7 separate regions of the Mus musculus genome follow, and regions 1, 2, 3, 4, 6 and 7 are each linked to region 5. The links are chromatin loops, found by intact Hi-C in ENCODE. Cell type or tissue: left cerebral cortex. All regions are shown on one strand. Region 1 holds the start of Gstm7 (glutathione S-transferase, mu 7). Region 2 holds the start of Ampd2 (adenosine monophosphate deaminase 2). Region 3 overlaps Ahcyl1 (S-adenosylhomocysteine hydrolase-like 1). Region 4 has its middle 15 kb from the start of Gm12500. Region 5 holds the start of Gnai3 (guanine nucleotide binding protein (G protein), alpha inhibiting 3). Region 6 overlaps Gstm6 (glutathione S-transferase, mu 6). Region 7 holds the start of Gstm1 (glutathione S-transferase, mu 1).

Region 1 (4,000 bases), 220 kb after region 5:
CAGGTTTGCAGTCTGGAGTCTTTTCTACATCAAATGCTCCTCTTTCTCAGATTCTCTTTGGCTCTGGTTCTGTTGCAGGAATCATAGCATTGGTGGCTGTGCAAAGCTTCCTATGGCTATGAGAGGGATGAACTGGAGAGCTGAGGGCTGCAGCCCAAGGCCCACTGTACCTGGTTTCTTGATAACCCTCAGCAGTAGGTCTCTGAACCCTGCAGAAATTATCTGAGCAGGCTCTCCTGGTAAGATGGAACAAACACTCCCAGTGTCTCTTTGCATGGCCCCATGGAGCAGGGCTGGATATGAGGCAGCTTTGGGACTCAGTGAGATTGACCTGAGGCTCCACAGAGAGCGGGTTGGACCTCTACTTGCAAGAGAACAATTAGAGCTGGCTCAGCATCCTTAGCTGGCCCTCCTCCCCTTGTGCATTTGATCCTGGGTTTGCTGGGTCCCTGGCTCAGGTCTGGGCTCTCTGTCCTGCTGCACTGGCCTGTCATGGACGTCTTTGTCTGGTTACAGGACGTTTCTGTGTAAACCAGCAAGGATGTTCCCTGTGAGAAATGGTCGTGTCTGTGAAGGCAAGGAGTGGCAGGGTGTCCTGTGGGAAGACAGGCAGAGAGGGGACAGAATGGGAGCCCTAAAGTCTCAGTCGCAGTCATCCCCCTGCTACTCTGGCACCATCTTGCTGTTCCCTAATCCCTGCCCCATTCTTGCCCCAGCTCCTTTTCCTTCAACTCAGTGGCCTCCTGAAGTGGCCGTCCCTGAAGTTGGCTTCACTGTCCTGTCCAGCAGTGACTGTGCTGTGCTGTGCTGAGGAGCTGGGGGAGCCCATCATCTTTAGGCTCTGTACTTGCAACACGTGTGTAACAGAGGCAGGTCTTATCTGCAGTATACCCCAGTGAGGTCTCTGCATATGGGAGCCTGTCTGGTCCCCATAAGGCTTGAGTCACACTTGCTTTGACTGCCATTCCAGCTTTCACTATTGCCTCTAAGGACTGTCTGGAGACCCTAATAGAGCCTGGTTCACAGGGGTCCAAGCGGACTAAGAAGGACACCTCCCAGTGCAGGCAGCCTTCACCGGGTCTCTAGAACATGAAGGGTACCTTGTGGCTGGAAACTTGCCCACCCCACAATGTCACTGAGATCAGACATTAATAAAAGTTGGTCGAAAAAAATCAGAGCAATGCTATCTCAAACTAAGGCAGGTTTCCTCACCCTCAGCTACATTTTAACACAACCAAATGAAACCAACATAAACATAAAACGTGTTTAAAAGAGTTGAGATCTGAGTGAGTTGGCGGTGCTTCCTAAAAGAGACAGGTGTGGCACTCCATGTCCTTAATCTTAGCACTCGGGAGCTGAGACAGGAGAACTGAGCCTAATCCAAGACCAGCCTGGGTTACACAGGGTCCCAAGGCCAACCTCTAAAGCCATCGCAAAAGAGAAAAGGATAAAAAAGAAACATAAGACAAAGAACACTTGTTCCTCGGGAATTGGGCACAAGGCTTTCAAGGCTCTGTAAAGAGAAACATGTTCCGTCAATTGTCAGAAGTCACAGGTCCAAGTGCAAGCCTGGCCAGGAAGCAGCACGGCAGAGGTGATTATCAATCACAGCTACTCCAGGGTCTCACGCATCCCCGGCATGGTGTTAGTGGGAAAGAAAATGAAATGACTCTTGGTTATAAGATTTTGTACTCATGCTGGAAAGAGTCAAAGGTAGGGGGTGGGAAGATCAGGAGAGAGGGAAAGGCAAGCCAAGGAAGGCGGAGTTTAGCGGAGGGCACCCGAACAAGGAAGCAGCTACAGTATACAGGTGATTAAGTGGGCACTCATTTCTTTTGTGAATTTTTTCAAAGATTAATGTTATATCAGAATAAAAAACAGAAAAAAAACTCCAGATACATCATTTACTATGTGATCCAGGACACACACACACACACACTTAAATGAAATAAATTTCATCAGAAAAATTTGTTTTGCATTCATGAATATATTTGTATTATCATGTTTTCCAGTTCTTCGTTCTTTAAGTATTCACAGTATAAAAGATAATTTTGCCCTCAGGACACAGTTGTCAAGGTCCTAGGCCTTCCGAACTGTCACCACTGGGGAATGCTGCTGCCATCTAGACTAGAGGGTAGAAAATAGCAGTCCTACAGCGGAAACCCAGCACCACCAATAAGAAGCTAGCAAACCCAGCCCCGCCTTTCGCTCTTGGCACTCAGCCAAGCCACCACCATAACAATGGAGCTCAGGCAGCCTTGGCTCTGGGGGCGGCCCTGGCCTTGTTCCTGGATGCCGGTATTGGCTGGAACTGGGAGGTGGGGAAGGGCAGTCTGAAGACCTGACAAAGCGAAGCCAATCCGTTTCTGGCAGCTCTCTGAACAGCCAAGGCTAGATTGACACTGAGCCTGTCCGTTCAGACCTCGGCACCATGCCCATGACACTGGGTTACTGGGACATCCGTGGGGTGAGAGAGGGGTCCGAATGCAGAGTAGGACTTGGAGGAGGGACAAGGATCCGTGCAGTCAATGGAGGCATGCTCTTGCAGCTGTGTATGTGTGTGTGTGTGTGTGTGTGTGTGTGTGTGTGTGTGTGTGTGTGTTCTGGTCCATCCATGGACATAGTGAAACTAGGTCAGAGAATGAGGACTCGTGTAGAAGGGGTAAAGAATTTTACCATCTCTTGTCTCTTACAGCTAGCCCATGCCATTCGCCTGTTCCTGGAATACACAGACTCAAGCTATGAGGAGAAGAGATACACCATGGGTGATGGTGACTGCATCCTTTCTAGTCAGATCCCTGCCCAACTCCTGTCCATTGTTGCCCAGCAACCAACCTCATCACTCAGCTCTGACACTTTTTTGTTGGAGCTGTAACATGCCCCTTCCAAAACCCTTGATGGTGTGGTTTGATTTGCCAATGGAAGATGCTAAGGAAAGATTTGAGTGTACTCTGTATTTATAACTGGGCTCCATTCTTCTAGCAATTGGCTAAATCTTTCACAAGCTTTAGCGATGAAGAAGCTCACAGCCCTTACAAACATCTTCATCCTTGCAAGCTTGCAGTATGACTTTGTGAGTCAGCTTGCAGGTCCACTGCTTTGGAGAGTCTTGTCTCTGACCCCTTGGGAAAATCTTGGGAAAGGGGTTTGAACACATGGGTCCTTTGATTTCATATTATCTTGTCCACCACAGCTCCTGACTATGACCAAAGCCAGTGGCTGAATGAGAAATTCAAGCTGGGCCTGGACTTTCCTAACGTAAGTACAGGAGAGGGGAGGTGTGGAGATGGTGGTGGTGTCCCTGTTTATACAGATGGGATCAGTCCTTTGGCTTTCATCTTCGCATTCCTGGTTGTCCACACCATCTTTCTGTGATGGGCTGTATCCCAGCTCTCTGTTCAGTGAGCAGCATTTTCATAGAAGGTTTTCCATGGCAGGCACACTGAGTGCCAGGCCTCGTGTCTGTCCTCACCCAAGGAAGGGATTCTGGGATTTCATATCCCATCTGACTCTCCATGCTTGTCCATTCAGCTGCCCTACTTGATCGATGGGTCACACAAGATCACGCAGAGCAATGCCATCCTGCGCTACCTTGGCCGCAAGCACAACCTGTGTGAGTGGGGCCGGCTGCAGGGGTGGGGACCGATGGCCACCAGCTGGGCTTGGCCAGGGTGGCATGTTGAGTGTGAGTCTGGGCTGTGTTTTTCACAGGTGGGGAGACAGAGGAGGAAAGGATCCGTGTGGATATTCTGGAGAATCAGCTTATGGACAACCGCATGGTGCTGGCGAGGCTTTGCTACAACGCTGACTTTGTGAGTCCTGCTCTGGGCTGGATGAGGTGGGGGAACCAGAGCTTGTACCTTTGCCTTCTCATCTGCTCTGTTTGCTTAGCATCTAACGTCTTAGCGCTGCTCACCTACAGATGATACTCTGAACTGCTGGCGGAGTCATGGTGACACAGTATGGAGACTGAGACAGAAGGACTAAGGTTACGGTCTTC
Region 2 (4,000 bases), 63 kb after region 5:
AAACCCAGAGAGAAGTTCACCATCAGTCAGAAAGTAGGTGGAGATGTCTGAATTTGAACCTAGGCATTCTGGCTAGTCTAACGTCAACATAGAAATTAATGTGGGATGGTGAACCGGCTTTGAAGGGCACATCCTGCCTACCAATGACTGATAGAAGGAAATAGATTCAGGTGGGAATGCGGAGAATTCAAGGGCAGGGCTTCTGCTTGAAATGGATTCTGGGACCCTAATAATAGCTACCTGACTTTGTGCCAGACATTGTGCAAAGGGGATTTACCTTCAGTCCTCAGTAACTCCTTTCTTTGGATGGGGTGTTTCCATTGCCTCATCCCATCTTACTGATGAGGAAACTGACGCACAGAAATCGCCCAAGACCAAAGGGCCAAGCCAAGGCCAACCCTGGTCCGGAGGCTGCCCACGTGGCGTAAGGGAACTGGGAAAATGGTTGGGGCGTGGCCAGGAGGCCAAGAGGCGTGGCCGAACGGGGCGTGGCCGCGGACTTGGCGGGGCCTGGGGTACGCGAGATTGGCGCGCAGCCCGGAAGGTTTCGGCGGGGTCGCACCTGTTGCGTGACTCCCCCGTAGCCCGGCCACAGGAGCCGGATCCCTAATTGATTCCCAGAAAGTGGTGAAAGAACCCTAGGCGAATTCCGGGTCCGGTTTTCTGGGGAGCACGTGGCCTGTTTCCTCTTGAGTGCAGGCTTGGGGTCGCGACTCCGGGGTCTCCTGAGGTCAGTCTGGCCGCTGAAGTCGGCGGGAGTCCGCCCCCCGGCCAGCTGGCCATTTTGAAAACCTTGCCTTCCTTCCCGCTTCTCAGTGCGGGTGCAGGGGCCAGTGGCGCGACTTCGCCCCGGTGGGGGCCCTCTCCCCTCTTCAGCCCGGCTCCCTCGCTGTGCAGACTTTCGTAGGCTGCCTTCCTGGTCCACGCGGGACTTGGGCAGCATGGCCTCAGGTAAGTGTGTGGCGCGTGTGTGGTTGATAAAGGGACTCCAAGGCAGAGGTGCCTGGGTCGGGTGATAAGTGGGTGGGGGGTCTTGGCAATGCCTGCAAGACCTAGGGGACGTGAACGGCTCCTAGAAGGGTCCAAGGAAGCAGATCTTGAGTGTACAGGCAGAGCGACAGGTCAGAGTAGGCTGGGGTCTTTCCCATCGACCTCAGACAAGACCCAGCCTCCTACTCTTCCTGTCTTCCTAGGAGACAGCTTCTGCCGGTCAGTGGAATTTTCCCAAGACAGGCCCCTCCCTCCTGGGCTCGAATTCTCAGTTCTGCCTCCTCCCGGAGCTGGGCTGTCCCTAGAGCAGGGGTCAGATGGAGAAGAAAAGAGGGGGGCTCTGCCCCAGAGGCTCTGGGTTTTCATGAGTACCGTTGTTCCTTCCCTGGAGGAAATGGGTTTTGAGGTTGGAGCTCAGGCGGTATTCTTGCCTATTATTTTTCTCTCTGGCTGGCTGGACCAGCCTAGCCTGGACTTTGGCTTCTTTGCCTTGGAGCCTTGGCAAGGGATGAGGGTTCCCGAGGTGGGGTGAGGGTAGTAAAGAGCTTAGAGCTGGTGCTGCTCCATCTGTTTTCTCTGCATCCCGACCCCGGCCCTAGCCACCATCAGACAGGGCACTCTAAAGACTGGAGTGGGAAGAGAGGGATAAGGGGCAGGATGGAGGCCCCACTCCCCGAGGTTGCCTAGACAACATCAGAAATCGTGGCCAGAGCCTCTTCCGCCTGCGGGGCGCTGCTTCCTGCATCAGTCACTCCCGCTGGGGGCGGGGCGGAGGAAGGGGTTGGATGTGGGAGAGCTTGGCCCCAGCCGGTGAGGTTCCTCCGCTGTCGCCTTGGCCCCAGCCATGGCATCCTATCCTGGCCCAGGCAAGTCCAAGGCCAAATATCCCTTTAAGAAGCGGGCCGGCCTGCAAGCTTCCGCTGCCGCTCCAGGTGAGAGTTCTTGGTTTCAGGCATGGGTTCCCCTCCTCTTGTCCAGGCCACTGAGTGCCTCCGATAAGGTCCCCTTCTGCAGCACCCTCTCTGCAATGATGCCTCTCGACCTCGGTTCCCCGGTTCCCCGGCTGACTGGCTGACTTGATGGCGCAGGGAGGGAGGTGGGAGGGGGTGCCTGAGGTTTCCATGTCAGGGGTGCTGCCCTCCGTAACAAGGAGTGGGTGTGGATGTGGGTGCCCACGAGATGTATATGCACACGTGTCAGCTTGTGCAGATGCTAAGACTGCGTGTGAAGTGTATGTGAATGGAGTGGGGAGGGTGTGGGACTGACTGCGGACTGGCTACTCTGATTGGTACCAGGCAGACTCAGGCTAGACTTGCCTTTACTTATTCTTTCCAAGACCCTAGATCTAGAACTCCCTCCCTGGTGAGTGGGGTGGTGAGGTCTGACATATGGGGTCATGCATTGCTAACACCTACACAACCAGATTGCTAACACCTATTGCCAGTGTCCTTCCTGTTGGCTTGTTCCAGGCCTGTGTTGTGAATTTCTTCAGGAGAGTGGGGAGCCCTTGAAATGGCTGGTGGGCTATGTACGCTGCATCCTTTGGACCTAAGTGGGCATCTCTGCACCATCTGCAGCTGGCCCTGTGGTCCATCCTGGTGAGGACTTAGCTACTAGAGTTTGTGCTTCCAGGGATGTGTCTTTAACTCTCAAGTCTAATGGCTAAAAGAAAGACATTTCGATGATTGATTGGGTGTTATCAACTCCTTATAGCTGCCTGTATTGACACCCTGACTAACCGCCTCTGGCCTATTCTTATCCTGCTGACTGTGCTTATCTAGGCTTTGTACTGTACTGAGATAGATTCTCTGTGCTCGCATCTGTCTTCTAGGTGTATGCCCTGGGACTAGCTCTGTGCTGGTTACTCTGTTGCTGAACCAGAGACCCTTAGGTGCTTATACCTTGAGAGCATCTTCTACTTGGGGTCAAGGCCTAGTGAGGCAGTCTTGAGTGAGTGAGTGAGGATGCTCCCAGTCAAAGGTGATTGACTAAGCACCAGAAATCCTGGAGCTGATGGAGTGGTCCCCTTTGGCTTTTGCCTGTATGTGTGGTACTGTAGATGCCAAGTTTTGGCACAGGGCCAGGGAGATGGATCCTGGCTTGGAGAGTGGAGGATAGCGCCTGTGCTTCTCCTCTGGTGAGTCCCTAGCAGTCGTTTACAGTCTTGTGGTATAGTAGGAGGATGGCTCTGGCTGCTGGTACCCTTCTTACTCACCTAGCTCGTCTGTGTAGTTCCAGGCCTATCTGATAGGAAAGGGTTTAAAATGAGGACTCTGTCTTCCTTTCTGCAGCCCTGTGGTCTGCCTTCAGGGACTCTAGAAGTGGTTGGTGGCTTGGTGTAGTGACACATACCTGTAATTAGCTATTTGGGAAGCTGAGGCGGGAGGATCATGAGCTCCAGGCATGCAGAGACACTTGGTAAGATCCTGGCTGGAAGTAAAAATAGAAAAGAATGAGGATATGGCCCAGTGGTAAGGACTTCCCTAGCTTACACAAGACCTCAGGTGTGGTCCCAGTAAAGCAAAAGACAGAAAACAAAGCCCCCAAGTGGTCTGGAGCTGAATTTAAGAAGGCTCTGGGTTCCTTTTTGTTTGGTTGTTTTCTGAGACAGGGTTTGTCTGTGTGTAGCCTTAGCTGTCCTGGAACTCACAGAGATCCACCTGCCCCTGCCTCTGCCTGCTGAGTGCTGGGATTAAAGGTTTGTGCTACTACCACCCAGCCTAGGATCTGAACCCTGGGTTGGGTGAGTAGGTGTTGATCCTTGCTTCTTCCTCCTATTCTGCTCTCTTGCAAGGGGGAAGTTGCATCACCTCCTCCCTACAGAGATCTTTTCTCCTCGGTGCTCTGTCCCTCTTATCAGCCCTGACCCTGCACTGGGCTCAGAGACCCTCTCACCCCCCTCACTGAAGGGTCTCCATGTCGGAAGTGTTTAGAGGGTCCCAGGAATTCCTAATTGCAGTCACATGGGCTTAGGGCTCTAACCTAAGCTTTATAGAGTGCTTGTAGGACA
Region 3 (4,000 bases), 460 kb after region 5:
TGGTGTAGATAGTAACTGTCTTTGGAACTTCAGAAATTGACATTGTGTCAGATTGTTGGTTTTCCATAAATAAACCCCAATCTCTAATTTATTGATGAAAACTCCTTTGATGGACATGATTCTCTAAATACCTCTCAGAATATTACCCTTCTGTAAATTTCTGACATCTAAGGAGGAAGGACTCAGGATCCTGCTGAGTAGCATGTTAAACGTTTAGCCTAGGTTCTGTGCAGTTCTTTTACTGCTTTGTTACCATTTAACCAAATTGTTAATGTTATCTTGTTGTAGAAGTTTATTTTGAATTTAGAGAATGTAAACCCTCATCAGTGTTTCTAAGTCTAGAAAAGGTGACTACAGAGTATGTGTAGAAGGCAGAGAATTAGAATTGGTCTTACTTTGGCCTGAGGAAATGCCTTTGGTAGTTGCTGCATTAGAGACTGTGCATAATGCTTCTTAATCTTTTGAGCCTTAATCTTTGAAGAATTTCATGAAATCATAGTTTCTGTCCTTAGGAAAAATCAGAAGAGCACAAAAATACATATTTACTTGTATAGGCTTTGATAGGGCAGCCTGGAACTCATTCATAGACCCTAACCCTTGCTGTAATTTGACAGGCTTCTAAGCATAGTATCTCTTTTCTTTATAGAGCTAGATTCTGCTTTAAAAGAAAATGTTTCTAGCTTGCACTTTGTCTTTGAGGTTTGGAATAAAGCTGGGGCTGGTGGTATTGTTAACCTCCTCTTTGTGGCTCGTTATTGCCTTGAGAGTATAACTCAGAAACTTATACACAGAAACCAGACTTTGAGCAACTGTGGGTAAGTACTTTCTCAGCTCTATTTCTCTCCATAGGAAACTGTATGTCTTAAACTATTCTTGATACTGAACTGATAAAGTATGGATTTTATCATTTGATTTCTCTAGGTAGAGCTTATTGATGTCGAGGACTGTTTCAGACATATAAGGTCTGACACACAGTACTGTTGATGAACGTTTATTGAGTCACTACTGTGAAGTGATTGTCCCCAGGAGAAAGTAAGGTCCAGTCACGTAGTGACTGACTTGCTTTCCTTTCTTATTGCCAGAGCTGTTTTTATGGAAAGATAAGGCAGTAGCTAGGGACTGCAGGAGAGAACATAATGAGAGTTTAGTAGCTCTCTTTCTAATACAGGAAATGGAAGGGAAGGGAAGAGAAAGAATACATACTACATGGCCTCCTCATTAGCTGTGTAGTATGGAGACATAAAGCAGTCAGCTCAGAGCTATCCTTACTGTAATGAGGGATGCAGTTTGAAATTCTCACCGTTGGAGCAAACATTTTAAGCACTGGGGACCCTCTCTCTGCTCAACGTTGAAACTGGTATCTTAGATTTAAGAAACTTTGTCCCCAGGTTGTTGCAAGTTTGAGGAATAATGAAAAGTTGGGCAGCAGGATTTGGAATGTATGTTAGGGCTCTGACAGTGTTAACAGCCTTGTTAGCAATGCTGAGCCGTTTCCCATCTTTCATACTGTGTGATGCTGGGTGTCCATTCAGCCGAACCAAAAGCTGAACTTGACATCCAACAGTCTGATGTGCACTTGTCCTTGAAACACACCTTTACAGTTACAGTCTTCTGGGAATGAGCCAGTGCTGTCCTAACCATGAGCTCCTGTTCTCGTTGGCACTAAACTTTGTGATGTTTATGTAAAATGTGTGACTTTGGCAAGATTTGGGGGAAAGGGAGTCTTTCAAAATTCCCTGTTTTGGAAAGTGAAATAAGTGCTTTATAGAAATGGCAGATACATGCAGTTACTCTGGTAACAGATTCAGTTTCCTGTCCGTGTCCAGGTGGTTCCAACTTCTAATTCAGTACTTGAGTTTTTAGTGCCAGCATCAGTACCAGACAGGAAGATTCCCAGTGTTGGCTTGTTATGTAGAGAGTGACCCAGCTGGCTTGTTGTGCTGGACTTGATGAATTGTGAATTTTAATTACACTGATCAATACAGTGGCCTTGGTAACGGCCTTGTAGCTGCTGTAGAATCTGTTTGCTTCAGGGTTATAACAGAAAGAGACTAAGTTGATCGGGGACATCATGTTCTCACTGTAATAAGCTGTAGGCTAAGTCCAAGAAAAAACAAATCCTGGAGGGGCTGACCTCACTACACCCCTTCTCCAGTATTTCCCAGGAGGAAGCATTACTCTGGAGGTGGTTTCTGTTCTTATTTGCCAGCTGGGAGTAAATCAAGGTTGACAAAGACTTGGTTCTTAGTGTAAGTGGGGTAAAGGACTCTTCCAGGTTCTAAAGGGCACATAGAAAACACTTGTACTGAGAAGGCCCCTGTCTGCTGGTCTGTAATTGGGAATAGGTGATTGATGAAACTAACCTTAGCCCTCTCATTCAGGAATTAGAGCTTTCCTATTTGGGGAATATGAGATTCATAATTATGCACATTCTTTTCTGATTCCATAGGGAGGGGATTAGCTGAAAGCTGGGCATGATTGGAATGAGAGCATATTGCCAGTTTTTGCTAAATTTGAACTAAACCATGTTTAAAAATAAATAAACAAAAACCATTCTGTCTTGTTTAGATAGACTCTCATGTTCTCCTAACCCTTTATGGATCCATCACATGCATGCCTGTACTAACAAGTATAGTTGGTATTAAAAGTAGCTTCTCCACTTCCTTTCCCTTGTTTTAATTCGGAGCAAAGCTTATTAAACCCATTTATTTCCTGCATTTTTTTGAGGTGCTTTGTCAAAAGCATGGCAAACTCAGTGTAATTGTTTGCTTTTTCAGGTCCTCCTTAGATTGCTTGTTAAATCAGTACCTTTCGTGAGGTTGGAGTGTGAAAGATATTTGTCACAAAGGGAGTTTTTTCAGACTATTTATTATTAGGGCTCTAAATTAGACATACTTAATTCACAGTAGGAGAGGACCTGAAGGTAGGGCAGCTAGTGGAGAATGGGTTGGCATTTTGAATGACCAAGGCGCTGGAAATTATTTTGAAATTAGATATGGGGTAGGAGTGCAGAGAGAGAGAGAAAGAAAGAGAGAGAGAGAGAGAGAGAGAGAGAGAGAGAGAGAGAACACACAGTAAATAAAACAATGTAAATCAAAGGAATTAACCTGAAGCCTGTCATTGGACCTAAGCTAATGATTGCTTATCTAGAATTAAGGATATGTTAGGGCCATAGAAAGCCCTGAGCTATATTCTTTGGACTTTATCTCCTAAACAGTCTTTATCAAAATAGGAAGGCCATTTATGTAAGAGTACTGGAGGGTATCTATAGAACAAATGGGGAACACCAGGCCTCTCTAAGCCAGTTTCATTTCTTGAGTCTAAATTCTTTTTGAAATGCTAAGTATAATTCTAACACATTATACATACCCTTACCTCTAGTTTCTGGATGGTCAAGTCAGAATATGAGAGCTTAAACTTGTTAGTTTATATTATAAACTCTTAGACTGAAAATAATAGTATTTTAAAGACTTTGAGAAACATTTTGGTAAAATTCTGACCTCAGAAGAAAAGCACAGTTTAGTATAGTTAATTATTGAAGAGTTACAATTCAACTAAAGAATAGATCAGAAACACATGCTAGGGAGGAAAAGACAGAACTTAGAAAGTTGATGAAGCCGATGAGCCATGTTACCAGCTAAAGCCAGTGTTAATGTGGCTCTGGTGTTTGATGTGAAAGAATGGCCAGGCCTCCCTCAGGATGAGTGCTGCAGGAGCAAGGCTGAAACTCCTTCGGGGTACTGAAAAAGAACTCAGTAAGTGGATGGTTCAGTTGAGGCTGGATTCTAAGCTGACCTTAGGATCACCACAGCCCAAATGTTCCTTTACTTGAAGGAAGTTCTTAGAGAATTATTATTTAAGGTTTTGAGAACTTTCCATGCCCATACTGAAAGACTGCCAAATAAGGAGTATTATAAGAATGTTCCAAGCTAACTTTGTATAGAGACTCATGTCCCATTAACAGAACCTCATCTCTCCCCAGAAAAGTCAGGAGACTCTA
Region 4 (4,000 bases), 77 kb after region 5:
TGATAGCCACTAACTTGGAAATCAAGCAAACTGGATTAAGGGATCCTTCTAGGCTGTTCCTCGATGGCCAGCATTGTCTGTCCACACCAGCACCGAGGACTCTGTTATTCTTCACTGTATTTGTCAAAAGGTCAAATCCCTTTTTTCATTTTCCTGTCCAGCTTTTCTCTGTGATGACACGCAGCCCCCAGCGCCTTTGCTAACTAACAAAATGTTTCTTAGCAACCTCTCCAGTTTCATATCAGCTGGACTTTGGTTTTTCATTTTTCAGACATTTTTCTCTCTTTTTTTTTTTTTTTGGTTTTTCGAGACAGGGTTTCTCTGTGTAGCCCTGGCTGTCCTGGAACCCACTCTGTAGACCAGGCTGGCCTCGAACTCAGAAATCCACCTGCCTCTGCCTCCCAAGTGCTGGGATTATAGGCGTGCGCCACCACGCCCAGCCGACATTTCTCTTTTAAACATTCATCAAGAGTGAATCTTTTGAAAAATATCCTTTTTAAAGTTTGATTTTTGTGGTGCTAGGGACTGAACACAGGACTCATATACTACGTGAGTGATCTGTACACACAGCCCAGGAACGAATAATCTTTAAAAGGTAAGGAAGCTTTTCCTAGCTAAAAACAGAACTCTTTCTCCGCTTCCATAATGGGTCACACGAACTTGCTGGCTGATGCTCTCAAGAGTGTAAATGGTGCTGAAGAGACACAGCTCATCCTCACCAGCCCATGCTCAAGTTCCTGCTTCCTAACCGTTAGCCAGGAGGAAGCATGGATGCCCTGCTCATCACTGACGGCTGCAGAGCCTCACTGCCAGGCTAGCCACGGATGGCATGGGCAGCCCCAGATTTGCTTGATGTGCAGCTCAGAGACCTAGGAGAACCCTGCTGGCTTGGTTTCATTGTACTGATAGTCTTAGATGGCAGCACGAGCTGTGAAAACACCCAGGAGGAAGATTACTGGGATCTTTTTCCAGGAATATAAAACAAAAACATGAGTATAAATAAAATGCCTTGGTAGAAAAGGTTTCTTAAAAGGGGACTTAAGAAAATAGGAAGCAAAAAGCCTCTCCTTGCTACCAGTTTTACCAAGCATACCTGAGCTATCTGTATGCATGAATATATTTTACATATTCATGCTTTCCTTCTAGTTCTTTTTTCTTCAAAAAGCCTTTTTATTACATTGTGTGTGTGCACGCGTGCATGTGCATGTGTGCATCTGTGTGTACTCGCCATGAAGCACATGTGCAGGCCACTTGGTCCTCTCCTTCCACCACACGGGCCCTGGAGATGGGTCAGGTTGTCAGGCTCGGCAGCCATCACTTAGTCGCCTTGCCATCCCACTTCTTGTTTGCACGTTTTGAGACGGGGCCTTCTGCAGCTCAGGCTGGCCTTCCACACAGCCTTCTTGCACAGGTTACAGGTGTGTGCCGCCACACGCTAAGTTCAAGGGATTTGTTTTTAAAAACACAGATTTTGTTCTTATTGAACTTACATTTAAAATGATTGGCACCCCTTTCATGTTTTGTTACTTGTATTCTGTGTCCTGTCCCATGATGGTTTTCCACCATAGATTTTCTCTGTTAAGAATGACTAGGGCTGGGCTGGAGAGATGGCTCAGCGGTAAAGGACACTGCTGCCAAGCCTCACACCCTGGTTCAGTGCTTGGTTTACATTGTGGAAAGTGAAAGCAGATTCTTGAAAATTGTCCTCCAGGAATATGCACCAGGGCATGTGCATATGTGCGCATGCTCAAAATGTTAAAAGAGTAGTATGTAGGCCTGGAGTGTGTGACTGGCTGTGCACTGTGGAGCCGTGACACCTGGCCTTAGCTGTAGTCCTGATCTGTGTGACCATGGGCAAGGTACTTCCTTCTTTGTGCCGCCAGATTCTTACCCATAATGCTTTCCTCATGCTGGATTGGATTTAAAGCATTAGGTAAGATTCTAGTAAGCTTTAGCTTTGGTTTGCTCAAGGCTTGAGATTCTCACACTAACCTACATGTCCATAAGAGAGAATTGCCAGGTTTGAGATGTCAATTTCACTTGATAGGATGAAGCAAAGCCCTTCCCTTGCTTGCCTGCCCTCTGCCTTGACAGACCTCTCATCCGGTCTCCCTGTCAGCCCTTCCAAGTGACCTGCTTGGAGGCTGCTGAGTGTGGACCCCTCTTGAGGAAGGCAGCACCTTACCACCGTCCAAAGGCTGACCTTGAACTCGTTATGTAGTCCTTGCTGGGGCGGGAACTCCTTCTCATTTGCTGGGTTGAGATTGGTGGTGGGGACTTTTAAAATCAATGCTTTAAAATGCCCCAAATGGTGTGTGCAAACAGCAGAAGAACCTTCCCCTTGTGGCCCTCGGCCTAGCACATTGTGAAGTCTACACCTAGGCACTACAACTGTAAATCCTAGCCAAGTAGACAGCAACCTGGGCTGCTCTGCGGCGCCCCCTCCTGGGGAGCCAGAGAGGAGCAGGTGGGGACATTTCTTGTGCTCATCCAAACCTTGTCACACTATTACCTCCTGGGTGAATTTATTAAAGGAAAGTCCAATAGAACATTTAAACATTAACTCATGTTTATCCTAATGTTCAATAGTTCACTTTGTTTTCTATATGGGAGCAAAGCCCCTCAACTTGACCTTGCCTGGTCGATGACTTAGGGTAGGTGGTCTCTGCAGCTAGAAGCCACGGGGCTCCTGTAGCATCTGGAGTTAGGAGTGACCCCGGTCCCTAGTTCTGGATGTAAATCTGTGGAGTAGGCTTTCAAAGGCTCAAAGATGGCTGGGAAGCTAGAACTTTGGAGGCTGTAAAATAAGAAAAGAGGAGAAACTGAAACTAACAAATGTTTAAAGAAATGCCTTCAAAACCTAGCATGTCAACTTCAATATTTGTTAATTTTAGTATCCCTACAAATGTCATTATATTTGGAAACAATTTGTAAACTGCATTTGGCAAACGCTCCAGAATCCGCAGCATGACTGTAGCCATAGCCAGTTCTAAACTAAAGGAGTTACTCAGTCGGGTAACTTCAAAAGCGGCTTCCAAAGCAAGTCAAAGGGGCCCCTTTAAACCAAAGACGAGTTACATCGAATGAGGATGTGTGTGCGTTTGAATGTTGGTTACTCTTGGAGGGGAGCGTCCTCAGAATCAGATGCTGGGTCTGCACAGAGCTCAGGAGAGCCCTACCCTCCGCCCCGCCCGCTTCCAGATAAGATTGGTTCAGCCTCAGGTCCAGCCTTCAGATTGGTTCTTCTTCCTGGTTGGACAAGCTGAGCAGAACTGCTGTCTCTGCTGCAGTGCAGCCTGGCTCCTGTCAGCAAAGCAGCCACATGGAGGGTTAGATGTCCAACTCCACTTCGCTCCTGAAAAACTGGCCTGGTTGTGAGCCTCTTGGCTGGGCAAGTCAGCCCTGAAACATACAAACAGGTAGAGGAGTAAAGTCCTGCCTACCCCAACCTGGGATCCTGAGGAAATGAGGGGACTAGGGTGTGTTTATAGCACCCTGAACACAGAGGTCCAAGTTCTTTCTGTGTGAGTGTGTGCAATGTACTAAGGGCTGCTTTGCATGTCAGCCGGCATCATATTCCCACTCTTTCATTTTGATGCGGAGGTGCTTTCTCTATCCCAAGCTTGCTTGACTCACTCCGTAGCCCTGGCTGGCTTTGAATTAACAGCAGTCATTCTGCCTCACTCGGCGTAAGTACTGAGATTGCAGGCATTCACCTCCAAGTCTGGCATTCTCCTGCCCCCAAAGAGAAACACCAGGTTCAGTGAGGTTGAGGAAGTACAGAGCTGACCCCTCAGCCACTCTACTGTGGCCCTTAACGTCTGTATCTGGTTGAGGGCAGAAGTTGTCTCTGAGAAGGGACAATGTCCTGCCTCTTCCTGGCAGGAGTGAGCTAGATGTGGCTGATAGCTGTGGGAGTGGAGAAGAGCATTTAGAAAGGCAGTTAAGAGCTGTAGTTAAGCTGGGTGGTGGCAGCCCATGCCTTTAGGCTCAGCACTTG
Region 5 (4,000 bases):
GCGGGAGCCACCCCCTGTTGTTGACTTTCGAATCCCAGGCCAGATTGCTGAGGAGACCTCAGAGTTCCTGGAGCAGCAACTCACCAGCGACATCATCATGTCCGACAGCTACCTCCGTCCCGCCCCCTCACCAAGGCTGGAGTCATGACGGACACCAGGAGGGAAATAAAGCTTGGGACTGGTTTATGATTTCAAGGACTGCTTTTGCGGCTGGCTGGGGTCTGGGCTAGGGTCTCTGGACTTAGCTTTTGCTTGGTGTTTCCTGGGTCAGGCCCAGAATCGACAGGATGGACATGTGGCAAAAAGCCTTGGACTTGGCTGGGATCTTTGACTATTGGGGGAGGGAACCTGGGTATGGTGAGACGTTGATGAGAGAAAAGGGTGACAAAGGTGAGGGAAAGCCTTTCTTCCAGTGTACTCTTCAGGCCTCGGGAGACAGGGAAACTTCCTAAGGGTAGGCGGTGGAGCAGCAGGCTAGGAACAGTTAATCTGGGGACTGTTGAGGTTGACCTCTTTCCAGAGTAGTAGTCCAGACTAATGCTTACTCTGAGACAAGGTAAGAAAGCGGCCCACATCTTCTCATTTGCCATCTCGGCAAGTGTTTCATGAGTTAACAGATCCCTTCCTAAAGTTAATGTCTAGAGTGAGAAGACCTGTAGGGGTGAATTGGATTTGGCCAGCAGCAAGGAAAAATTGCAATCAGGGTAGTGGAGGAGAAGACAGAACAACTCTGCAACTCTCTCCTATTCTCTTTCCTGCACATATGAAATCAAGTGTGGGTCCTGACCTCAGCAGAGATGAGCAGGAGGCAGGATGCCCTTTCCCTCCTTGTCTTTTGAGTAACTAGGAATGACTCGGGGGTCAGAGAGCTGAGGGTGGGTGTTAGCCTTTGAATTGGTAACGTGGCTGGATACAGAAAGGCCAGGTAAATTACTCTGATCAATAATACTGCCAATCTTTTCTTTCCAGGACTGGCCTCCCCGATCTATCTCCTCATGGCAGTGACCCACTTCCAGCCCCCTGGACATTCGGGTACAAGAGACTCAGGTCGGGCAAGGGAAGGGTGGGGTTTCCATTGTCCATGAAATGTCTCCCTGTTCCCCATCATTGCTCTCAAAATTAGCTTCTGTGACAAAGACTTAAATCTGTCTCCTACCTGCAGCCCTAGGTTGGAGAGAGAGCAGAGAATTGGGCCTTGCTGCTTATTGATTAAGACTATAGGGGCTGTGTTGGTTAGTATCAGCAATGGTATTTTCAGCGGAAAGGGATTAATTGCAAGCTGGACAGGTTTCCCCTCTGGGTCCTGTTCATTCCATTTCCCTCAACTGAATACTAAAGGGTCAAGGTAGAACCAGAGGGGGATGTGGGCTATAGCTGAACAAATTTCTGGCTCACTCAACATGAAAGGGGGAAAGTGGGTTGGGGTGGAGTAGTTTCCCCTTTGAACAACCAATAAATTTTATGATAAAAAGTTATATTAATATCAACACTGACTCCTTCGGTTCTATTCAATGCATGAATAGCTGAACACCAACATCCCCCGGGGCATACACATATGATGTGCCACCTCTGCCTTCAAGGACTTCACAGGCTAACTCGACCAGATATTTGTATTTTTGTAGAGCATTTAGGTCTGATAAAGTTATACAGTAAGGAAAAATTATATCTATGGTTCTGACTTTTGAGAATATATTGAAGTTGATGCATAAGAGACTCCATGCAGATGCGGAAAGTGTGGGGAGTGTAAGCAAAACTCTCTAGGGAAGAAAATAATCTACTAAATAAAACTGGGCAAACAGCTTTTTCCCTCTTTGGCTTAGGTACATTTACAGGTTTCTGTCTTCCTATCATTGGTGTTCTTCTAGTCTGGAGCCTATTACACTGAGGAAATCCTTTAGAAAGTAACACACGGCAAATGGGAGTCCTTCCAACTTTAGAGCCCTTCCCTTTCTTTTGAGATAAAGCTCATGCTGAGAGGTCTCCTTCCTAGTACATCATAGGGAAAACTTTCACATACTATTACTCCACCAATCAGCTAGTAGGACCCAGAGACTGCCAGTAGGTGGCAGTGTGAGCCCAGCAGACAGGAAACGTAGACATGTAGGGTGAGAGAGGGATGTGAGAGAGAGAGAGAGAGAGAGAGAGAGAGAGAGAGAGAGAGAGAGTTAAATATTGCTTGGCAGCCATTTTGTTAAGTTTTCCTTTTTTAACTTTGCCCTTCAACCCTTGCTTCACATTAAAAGGAAGTTTTAAGAGCAAGGATATTTCTAAGTCATATTGAAATAAGCCGACACTGAGATCTTATTGCCATTAACTAGCAAGCTGCCATGTTTTCCCTGGCTGTAGGAACAGATCATAAAGGAAGTAAAACTTTCCTAGTATTGTGAAGAGAACTTTCTCCACAACTTTTGCTATGGCCACTGTCCAGGAATTTTCTAGTCACTGAGACGGACTGGTAAAGTTCAATATCCAATCCTTACCTCCTGGAGGCGGTTCCTGGACACAATCTCCCTTACAAGCCGAGGAAGCAACAGGGTGAGATGATCCATCCTGCCAGTTTTGCCAACATCTTGGTATCGAGGTGACTGCCATCCAAAAACCTTAGATGCTCTGTTGTCAGGGGTCTCCCAGCTATACCTTCTAGAGAGGTCTGGTAGAAAGAGGGCGTGAAGTTGAAACTAGACAGATGTACTTACTGTGTGGACGTGGGAAAGCGACTGAATTCCTCTGAGCCCATTTTCTCATTGGCGACAATGGGGATTAATATTACCTACCTCACAGGGTTGTTGTGAGGATTAAGAGATGAGACATGGAAGTGCCTACCTGGCAAAAAGGTACTCAATAATGTTGTGTTTCCCCCTTTCCTCTTGACCCTTTCCCCCCTAGAAGTGATCAGAAAGGAAAAGCAGTTTCTTTTGGAAATGAGTGGGAGACTTTCCAGACTTGGAATTGACAAGCATTATGGGTGACGTGGACGAGGTTAATCTAATTAGATGGTTCTAATTAATTAATTTTCACTATAGACCTTTCTCTTGGGAATTTGTAGCTTAAGTTACCTCCTACTAGAGAAATGTTTTAAATTCCAGGGAAATGTTTCAATGGCTGTAAAAAAATGCCCCTTCTTAAAACGGGTGTTGAGTCATTGTGGGTCTATTTAGTAGGGACTTTAGGATATTCTTCACAGAGCCAATATTCAGGAGATAGTAGAAAGACAACTTTTACCAAACTTCCCCCTTTCTGTGGCTATCACAGAGGAACTCTTGTTAGATTAGAGATTAGCTCGTTTATTTCTGGGTATGGAACTAAGTCCTCAGGTTTACCTGGAAGAAAGGGAAGCGTGGAAATATTATAAATGAATTACACCTAGTTTCATATTCTAATACTTACTACCTATTTTTCACTCTCTATTACTTGATGCGGTCGAGTGATCCTTTGCCAACATAGGAGTGCCAGGCATATGTACAGCTCACAGAAATCCATACGTTGTAGCAGAAGGACTAATATATACTTGGCATAATGGGTGTAGCCAGAGGAATGGGTGAACATCCAGGCTGGGCAGCTCAAGGATCAGACGGAGGGAACTTTGGCTGAAGTGCCCAACACGCGGCTCTGGACAGAGACCTGGGCTCCAAATCACAGATGAAAAGGAAAAAAGGTTTTTTTGTTTGTTTGTTTTCTGGAGAGGGAGGCTTTTCCCAACAGCAATTCCCAGAGGACTGTGAGCTCTCATTTGAGAATCTGATCCTCACCGCCAAACCTCCAGAGCACACCACGTGCTGGAAGTCCCGCTTTTTCTACACTTGGAATCCAAGTCCAGGAGCCGGAGAAGTAAAAGGGTATTAAGGCTGGGAGGTGCGGAGCGAAGGCTCGCCATCACTCCACGGGGACAGTCAGGTACCAGGGAACTTCCGCTCTCCGTACCACCTCCGCCTCCCACTGGCACAGCGCTCTAAGTAGTAACGGCCGCTGGGCGTCGCCGGAAGTGTCGTAAACAGCACAC
Region 6 (4,000 bases), 210 kb after region 5:
CCTTGTCCCTGGGGTTCACAGATGAAAACCAGAGGGGAAAAAGGTCATGGGTATTTAGAAATCTACCCAACAGATTTCTCAGAGCTGAGTTCTTAGTGGTAGCAAAACTCGGGGCCTCTTGCTGGAGCTCACGGTCAGCTAGAGAACCACTGTCTCTTTCAACACCCTATGCTGTTCAACTGATTCTATTCTTTGAGATCCCTCTTTGAAATCACGTAGTCTCTTCTCTTGAGATTGTTAAATACTTGGCTTTCCTTCTTCCACTGGACTGTTCTGTTCAGAACCTGTCTGGAAGGCACTACCCTGGAAGGCAGTGCTGAGCTAGACATCAGTCATGACAGATTCAGGGACAGATTGGCATTTCCATTCCAGGCACCCCTGAGAGATGAAGCCTGCTACCAATCGAGAGTCTGATTATTAAAGTGGTGAAGCGTTAAATGGCACATGCCCAGAATTAGGAAGATGCCTGTTCCTTTGCACAGCTGGGCAAAGCCACACTTTCTCCCACAGGGCCTGCATGAGGGTTATGACAGCTATTATTTTCTGCTTCAGGAGAAACGGAAGCCAGAGTTCTTGAAGGGCCTCCCAGATCAGCTGAAACTCTACTCGGAGTTCCTGGGGAAGCAGCCATGGTTTGCAGGGGACAAGGTAGAGAGGGTAGCAGGTGGGCAGGAGGAGCTGCCATTCTTCCCAGGCATCCGGATCCCACCTCACTGAGCCTCACTTCCTGCAGATCACCTTTGCAGACTTCCTCGTCTATGATGTCCTTGATCAGCATCGAATGTTTGAACCCACGTGCCTGGACGCCTTCCCAAACCTGAAGGACTTCATGGCCCGCTTTGAGGTGATGCCCTGGTCCTGCTTCCTCTTGGATGCCCTACTTCCCTTCCCCCTTTCCAGGTTGCTTCCCTAGTTCTGATCTATTGAGCACTGACTTTCTGCCAGGACCCATGTTCAGCCTTCTAGATCTGCGGAGTCAATTTGTCATTGCCACACGCAGGCAACCTGGGTAGAATTAGCTGTCACGATGAACAGATAAGGAACACGAGACTGTGTAGGGTAAGCTACTTGCTCAGCATCCTAGCACGAGTAGAGGCTGTTCTGGGCTCCCAACTGCTTTTGGCTTCTAAGAGCAACATTCAGTGTCTCTTCCTGATTTGTGCCAAAAAGAAAGTCAGGCCTTTAAACAGCTTGGGTTTCCGGCCCAGGACCTGCAGTATGCAGATTATGTGAAGAATGTGTTTGTTCCTGCAACCGTTAGGCTGAGAGAAAGGCAGACTGATGTGCAGGACCAAGACATACTCCATGGTAATATTTGATTGGTGTTGTCAGTCCTGTGGCTGACCTGTGAAGTACTGTGACTCAGGGCTGCTCCTGTGGAAGACTTCATCTTGAGTTCTTTTGGTGGGTGTGCTTTTTCCTCCCGCCATTCCTCCAGCTCCCATTGTGTCCCCTATGAAGTGAGGTCGTACTTTGTCCTTACTGAGATGCTTTGGAATTTCCCTCTGTATCGGGCCCAGCTGGACGTGTAAAACTGTCCCTCCATCCCAGGACTGAGTGAAGCCGGTAGGTGGGGGGCACAACAGACCATGAGATGCCTGTGATATTAATGGCTGCCTGGCTCTCACCTCGCAGTTAACCATGATCCACCCTGAACTCTCTGGTTTGACACCAACAAGATGTACTTTTTTTCATTTTTGTATGTTCAAGGCATTGCCATAGCAACAGATCTCGGCCTAGAAGCACTTCTCCTTTCCCACTTGCCATTAAGAGATGCATGTCTTTTTTTAGTTAGCTCTCATCACTGCGGTTGTGATCCACATGGAGTGGCCTTGTGAGTGTGCACGAGCTGGTATAGCTGAGGAGGGGAGTGCAGAGGCCCTTGTTCTGAACACAGATGGCTGTGGCTTGTTGGGGACTGGTAGCTCTGGCTCTCTCTTGATCTTTGGAAATGACCTGTGCACTCTCTGACAAGGTGTCCTGTATCACACTCCACTGCATCAGAGCTAGAGATGAGATTGGTAGGGGCTCAGTGGGATTGTGCTTAGGGCTCAAGTGGAGACGTGTTAGCTTCTGGTGAACATCTGGAGCTGGCCACTCATGCTCTGCAGTCTCTTCGGCCTTCTCTGCATACACTCAGGGTTTGCTGAGTCACTGGGTGGCTCCTGGACTCTCTTCCAAACCACACAGGCCAGTTCTCAACCCTTTCGGTTTTCTGGATCCTTGCTTCTTTTAAGTACAGGCATGTCATTGTAGCCAGGAGTGACAGTGCCCCCTATGGGAGGCAGGAGGGAGTGCACAGGGAGCAGAGTGGCAGCCACAGTGCTGGGCTGACCCTCTTAGCCATGGGAGACTGAGGAAGTTTCTTAACCTCTGCTACCTCAGCTGATTGGTGTGATGGTGGGGCTGCTTTTGCAGGGTGGTGGGGTGGGTTTTCTCCTTCTGGATTTTAAAGTCTCTTGGCTGGTCCTGGAGTGGGTTTGCAGAGCTGAGGTCCTGGTTTCTCCTTCTCACCTGCAGGGCCTGAGGAAGATCTCTGCCTATATGAAGACCAGCCGCTTCCTTCCAAGTCCTGTGTACTTAAAACAGGCCACGTGGGGCAATGAGTAAGACCATGCATGGAGTGCCGGTGTTGGTGGGGAAGATCTATCAGTGTGCCTGTCACCGTGAACACTGACCGGGCCACAGCTAGCTTCCAGTAACTTCTCTTCATCAATCTTCCCATTTTTTTCCCTCTGTCTTTTCATTAACTTTCCCTCTACAAGAACTCCTTGTCTCCCCTTTCACTCAAGCCTCCAATGTCAGCTCCCTGTCCTCAGCAAAGTCCTTTGCTTCCCTTGTTTCTTTCTGCCATGTTTCTAACCAGACAATCTTTCACTGCACTTTGAGCAGCTTAGCCCAAAGATCCATACTCCCCAGTATGCAGGCTCCATCTCCAGAGTGGGAAGGCCCAGTCTTGTGTGAGCTCTAGTAAAGTGTTATCCATACTAGCTCTGTGTCCTGTCGTATTACCTAGAATTCTCAGGAGTGACTACATGAATGTGGCTGTGTGGTCTTTGTTCTGTGGTTCACAAGGATGAATAGGTGATGGGAACATGGGGTGGACTCTCAGGTAGTCAGGATGTATGACCACGCACAGGGGCTGCAAATATGGCTGAACTTTTCAGAGCACTTCCTTTCTTGTTTTGGGCCTGGATTTGGTTCCCGCCACCCACATGGTGGCTCACAATGGGCCTATAATCACAACTCCAGGGAATCTGATGCTCTCTACTGCCTGCTTGGGCTTACACACACACACACACACATACACACACACACACACACACACACACACACACACACACACACACAATCTTTTTAAAAAGAGAGAAATCATGATGTGCCCTGGCAGTGTTCACCTGGGGTTCTTATAGGTGGGTGTGTCTTCTATACCAGAATTCTCAGTCATCATCAAGCTGTGTGGTCATCCTGCAGTGTGATCATCCTGCAGTGTGGTCATCCTGCAGTGTGCATGCAGTCCCTCCGTTGGCCATGCTCACCTGTGAGTCTTGCTTCCGAGAGGTGCTAGGCTGATGGGCAGAGGGTGAACAGTCACCAGGTTTTACATCTACCCTCACCTGGAAGCCATCTTTCTCTCTTTTCAAGATGGTTTACTATAAGCATTCCCTACTGTCGGTGATTGCGTTGTAGGAATTTTCAAAAAACTCAATCATCAGCTCATCGAGGGGAGATTCTGGCTGTGTTGATACATCTGGCAGTGTCTGGCAAGTTAACGTTTGGGAAATTGTGAACATCTGCTTTTGGAGATGCTTGTGCCAGTGTTTGGCGTAAGGACTCTGGAAATAACCATGCTTCCTGAGAAAACATAGAATGGGCCACAGGAGGTTTTTCATGTGGAGGTGTTGTAGTCTGACCCAGAAGCCCTCGCTCACCTAAGCAGTTAAGAGGTGCAGCTGCCAGTGAATGGTTGGAGATGGGCAGATCTACTTCCCTAGGCCCC
Region 7 (4,000 bases), 130 kb after region 5:
CATGTTCTCTTTTGGCATCATCAGGCGCCGCAGTTCCTGCAGGATGACTTTGATGCTGTGGGAGTTCTGCCACTTTGCCAGCACTGCCGTGGCTCTCGGATCCACCACTCCATTCGAACTGCTCACGCCGCTCATATTGACTCTTGTTACAAATTTTACAGACAGGGGTGCCTCTGGGTACTTAGGCCCACACTCTATCTTAAGGCTGTATATTCGGTTTTCATAGATTGTTCGTGGAGGCCCAATTATCATGCCTGTCCATCTTGTAAGTGTCATGCCCTCGTCGTCCTCCAGACCCCAGCTAACTGTGCCATCGCCTACTCCTTTCTGTCCTTCTTCCAATTCTTCTAACAGTCAGAAATTTTGAGGGACTTTTACTCCCGAGCCTGTGGTGGCTGACATCTTGCGCCGCTGTCACTCGAAGGCCGGCCCCTTCTTCACCCCCACCCCGAGTTTTAAAATTTTTAAAGCCATTATTTATAGAATTCTGTGGTTTTGCATGGACCATGTTGAATGTCACCCATTGGCCTGGAAGAAATTACGGAATCCATCTCAGATGTCACTCTATAGGTTATAAGCCAAATTTCCTCCAGCACATTTAGATTTTTTTCCTGTACAGTGTCCTTTTAAGACACTAGGGCTGGCTGCACTGTGAACTTGTGACAGTGCACAGAGACACCCAGAGGATCAGTGACCAACGCTGGGATTAAATTCTCCAAGACAGCACTGGCTGTGACTCCTAGCTTCAGATCTCTCCACGTCTCCAGTCCCCACAGTTCCCTGCTGCCTTTCAGGGACCTTTCTCATTCAAAGGGACAATGATCTCGGACTCTGGGGACCCTGCATTGAGAACTTGCTGTCCTAGCCCTTATCCCTGTCTGCAGATAGATTCTGTCCTCTGAAGGGCTCCAGGGCTCTGGCTCCCTTCCCAGGCCCTCTGAGTCCTTGTCCTAGACAGTATGGATTCCTTCTGCTTTCTTCCACTCCTCCTTCTCTACTTCCCACAGTGTGTGACAATCTGCTGAAGTGCCTCATTCATACTTGCAAAATATGTCCCTGTAGTTCCCACCAAACTGCTGCTAAAGCCCCAGTGACATGGTCACTTTTCGTGCATCCTCACCAAGACCTGCAGAACATGTGGTTTCTTTAATGTCCTAGGATGAGATGGCCTCTGCTTGCCCCCTGCAACCTCACTGCACAGCTCCTATGTGGGTGACATGATATGTTGCCTTCATACCCCGTAGTCCCAGTAAAGGATGATTTAATCCCAAAATGTACGTCCTGCAGAGCAACAGCCTTGGCCTTTGACTTGTAAACTCATTTTAGTCTCCCCTTCCATCAAGCCTCTTGGTTGTCTGCAAAAAAGAAAGTAAACAGGTAGGACAGTGTTCTTGGGAGGACATTGACCTTGTGAAGGTAATACTACAGGGCATATACTACTTGTGAAGGATATACTACTATATATCTCAGGGTAACCTGAAAGGTCATTTGAGCCACCCTGTCATATACAAACGCATGTCCGGAGCCTGGGCCAGGTCCTGCATTTAGGGACAGCTGAGGGTCTTGCTTTGGGCTCCCATGTGTACAGCATCCTGGTATCCCTTGAAAGCAAACTTCTTGGGTCACATGCTCTCCCTCTCTATGGCACAACCCAGCGTGGGCTCTTTTTCTCCCTTGTGCTCTGCTGGGTTTTGTCAGCTGACTGTTGTCCACAGCTGTGGCTTCCCTCAAACTTCCGGCCCCTCTGTGGTTGGTACTTGAATTTAGATTCATAAACACGGCCAAAATACAGATTAGTTTTTTAATAACTGATAACAGTTCTCAAACCCCCTAAAGGAAAATACGGAGCCCTGTTTATCTCTGCCTTGGGGTTGTTTCCATGTCACCGACTGTTCCTGTAACTTGAGGCTGTGTGCGCAAAAATCCGGTACCTGTCAGACTGACAGAGTTCTTTCCATGACGATAAGTGCTACATTAAACTCTCAGGTCGGGGGCTCTCGCCTTTTTGTCTTTAAGCTGAGAGTTGAGCCTCCCCAATGACAGATTCCCACAGTCTGGGTGTGAAAACCGAGCTCTGCAAAAGAAAGGAAGGCGGGAGAACACCCACCCAATGTTCTTTCGCTGTCTGGCCAGACTCCAGGCAAAGTGCTAGCTAGTCTAGGGAGCATCCAGCAGGCGGCGATGGCGGCAGTCGCTAAGAGGGTTTCGGGGGAAGCAGGAGAGCAGATTCTGTTTCAGCGTGTGCAAAACAGAATCCCGGGACAGAGGCCGCTAAGGATCTTAACCCCGCCTCTCCCGGAGAGGGTGTGGCCTCTGCCTTCCGCTTTAGGGTCTGCTGCTCTGGTTACAGACCTAGGAAGGGGAGTGCCTAATTGGGATTGGTGCAGGGTTGGGAGGGACCCGCTGTTTTGTCCTGCCCACGTTTCTCTAGTAGTCTGTATAAAGTCACAACTCCAAACACACAGGTCAGTCCTGCTGAAGCCAGTTTGAGAAGACCACAGCACCAGCACCATGCCTATGATACTGGGATACTGGAACGTCCGCGGAGTGAGAGAGGGGTCCACTTGGAGGGTGGGACTGGGATGTGAAGCAGAAAGTTCTTAAGAGCAGGAGCCCTTCCTACAGCGGGTACTCTTCAGCTCTCACTGGAATCTCCTGCCTGTAGCTCTCAGCGCTCAGTTTACGCACTTGGGTGGCTGTGTGTGTGTGCGTGCGCGCGCGCGTATGTGTGTGGTGTGCACATGCACGTGCGGGGTGACGGCGTTTGTGCAGTGTGGGAGGTCTCAACGGGTGAAGATGAAGTCATACAAAGAAGTCCCCACAATGTCTGACCTCTGTCTCTTCTGGTCATCTCTCCCAGCTGACACACCCGATCCGCATGCTCCTGGAATACACAGACTCAAGCTATGATGAGAAGAGATACACCATGGGTGACGGTAATGCCACCTTCCTGGTCAGACACCTGCTTCCCTCTTACCTATCAAACTATGCCTAGATTTCCCGTTATTTAGCCCTGCTGGTCTCCCTCTAGCTAAAGATAGAGGCTGCTGCTTCCAGAAACCTCTTTGAGAGTGCAGTTTGATTTTCCAATATAGATCATGGAGAATGGAGTTCCTTGGTCCATTTGTATTTATAATTCGACAGAATTCACTACTGGGGTCTTATTGGGTCCAGGCTGCCTTTATTATCAGTTGTTATTCAGACCCTTCTCCACATTGGAAAGTAACTCTCTGTAACAGGTTGCAGAGGCCCTGCCTTAGGGGTTCTTGCTACTGGTCGATAATCTGTAGAAGGGTGGGACAGTGGGGTAATGCCTTTTCACATCTTCTTGTTTACAGCTCCCGACTTTGACAGAAGCCAGTGGCTGAATGAGAAGTTCAAGCTGGGCCTGGACTTTCCCAATGTAGGTGCAGGGGAGGAGAGGTTTGGGGAAGACACGGTGATCTCACCTCATCTCCTGGCCTGGCTGAGGGTTTAGGATCAGTGTTTCTGCTCTCCTGCTCCATCCCTGCTGGCTGCACAGTGTTCTGTGATGGGCTGTGCCCCAGCTCTCTCATTCAGTGCACACTGTGCCCATGGAGGGCTTCCCATGGCAGGCACACTGTCAGGCCCTGTGTCTTCTCTCACCCAGAGAAAGGATTCAGGTACCCCATATCCCATCTGACCCTCCCTGCTTGTCCATCCAGCTGCCTTACTTGATCGATGGATCACACAAGATCACCCAGAGCAATGCCATCCTGCGCTACCTTGCCCGAAAGCACCACCTGGGTGAGTGGGGCTGGCCACAGGGTGGGAGATGGGGGATAATCTCCTCGGCTTGGCAAGGTTGGGATGCCTAGTGTACTGTGTGTGCTGCAGATGGAGAGACAGAGGAGGAGAGGATCCGTGCAGACATTGTGGAGAACCAGGTCATGGACACCCGCATGCAGCTCATCATGCTCTGTTACAACCCTGACTTTGTGAGTGGCCAGTGGGTGCGGCAGACAGGGTTCACAGCAGG

The links. A loop is a pair of places that touch in the nucleus more often than their neighbours do. Peaks named below come from ENCODE experiments on the same cell type or tissue, not always from the same donor. Only the 100,000 strongest peaks of a DNase experiment are listed, where the experiment ranks them.
Region 1: it touches region 5 in a loop (6-fold over the local background); 25 of 42 quality-filtered maps call a loop at or near these places.
Region 2: a loop joins it to region 5, with 3 times the contacts of the local background. A loop is called at or near these places in 32 of 42 quality-filtered maps.
Region 3: it touches region 5 in a loop (4-fold over the local background); 10 of 42 quality-filtered maps call a loop at or near these places.
Region 4: it touches region 5 in a loop (7-fold over the local background); 36 of 42 quality-filtered maps call a loop at or near these places.
Region 6: a loop joins it to region 5, with 2.3 times the contacts of the local background. A loop is called at or near these places in 22 of 42 quality-filtered maps.
Region 7: it touches region 5 in a loop (2.7-fold over the local background); 3 of 42 quality-filtered maps call a loop at or near these places.

What each region holds. Positions count from the first base shown.
Region 1 is chr3:107,930,086-107,934,085 of GRCm38, reverse strand. Gstm7 (glutathione S-transferase, mu 7) reads left to right here and starts at 2,269. Exons shown (of 8, transcript NM_026672.3): 1 at 2,269-2,467; 2 at 2,696-2,771; 3 at 3,194-3,258; 4 at 3,532-3,613; 5 at 3,712-3,812. The coding sequence starts at 2,432. In left cerebral cortex, a CTCF peak has its summit at 2,129; DNase peaks (open chromatin) are centred at 2,252 and 2,746; H3K4me3 peaks cover 267 bases; H3K27ac peaks cover 1,653 bases.
Region 2 is chr3:108,083,169-108,087,168 of GRCm38, reverse strand. It overlaps Ampd2 (adenosine monophosphate deaminase 2), which reads left to right and starts at 503. Exons shown (of 18, transcript NM_028779.5): 1 at 503-951. The coding sequence starts at 942. Gm12500 (predicted gene 12500) reads right to left here and starts at 1,193. Exons shown (of 1, transcript NM_001358018.1): 1 at 1-1,193. The coding sequence starts at 943. The coding sequence ends at 326. It also overlaps a transcript of Gnat2 not described here. In left cerebral cortex, a CTCF peak has its summit at 1,702; DNase peaks (open chromatin) are centred at 497, 1,279, 1,743 and 3,028; H3K4me3 peaks cover 3,176 bases; H3K27ac peaks cover 2,214 bases.
Region 3 is chr3:107,688,632-107,692,631 of GRCm38, reverse strand. All of the region lies in intron 1 of Ahcyl1 (S-adenosylhomocysteine hydrolase-like 1), which reads left to right. Among named protein-coding and RNA genes, the nearest start is that of Gm40121, 5.6 kb to the left of the region's middle. In left cerebral cortex, no CTCF peak of the experiment used is centred here; a DNase peak (open chromatin) is centred at 1,987; H3K4me3 peaks cover 676 bases; H3K27ac peaks cover 3,554 bases.
Region 4 is chr3:108,068,926-108,072,925 of GRCm38, reverse strand. No RefSeq gene overlaps it. Among named protein-coding and RNA genes, the nearest start is that of Gm12500, 15 kb to the left of the region's middle. In left cerebral cortex, a CTCF peak has its summit at 2,441 (motif pointing left); DNase peaks (open chromatin) are centred at 2,436, 3,290 and 3,602.
Region 5 is chr3:108,146,142-108,150,141 of GRCm38, reverse strand. Gnai3 (guanine nucleotide binding protein (G protein), alpha inhibiting 3) reads left to right here and starts at 3,990. Exons shown (of 9, transcript NM_010306.3): 1 at 3,990-4,000. It overlaps Gpr61 (G protein-coupled receptor 61), which reads left to right. Exons shown (of 3, transcript NM_001305461.1): 2 at 1-390; 3 at 970-1,821. The coding sequence ends at 148. In left cerebral cortex, CTCF peaks have their summits at 2,039 (motif pointing right) and 3,942; DNase peaks (open chromatin) are centred at 2,054 and 3,982; H3K4me3 peaks cover 574 bases; H3K27ac peaks cover 546 bases.
Region 6 is chr3:107,937,837-107,941,836 of GRCm38, reverse strand. It overlaps Gstm6 (glutathione S-transferase, mu 6), which reads left to right. Exons shown (of 8, transcript NM_008184.4): 6 at 553-648; 7 at 734-844; 8 at 2,521-2,990. The coding sequence ends at 2,610. Among named protein-coding and RNA genes, the nearest start is that of Gstm6, 3.9 kb to the left of the region's middle. In left cerebral cortex, a CTCF peak has its summit at 2,282; DNase peaks (open chromatin) are centred at 1,124, 1,786 and 2,226; H3K27ac peaks cover 1,623 bases.
Region 7 is chr3:108,016,287-108,020,286 of GRCm38, reverse strand. Gstm1 (glutathione S-transferase, mu 1) reads left to right here and starts at 2,314. Exons shown (of 8, transcript NM_010358.5): 1 at 2,314-2,547; 2 at 2,861-2,936; 3 at 3,339-3,403; 4 at 3,687-3,768; 5 at 3,859-3,959. The coding sequence starts at 2,512. It also overlaps the pseudogene Gm12502. In left cerebral cortex, a CTCF peak has its summit at 2,177; DNase peaks (open chromatin) are centred at 960, 2,154 and 2,665; H3K4me3 peaks cover 2,190 bases; H3K27ac peaks cover 1,427 bases.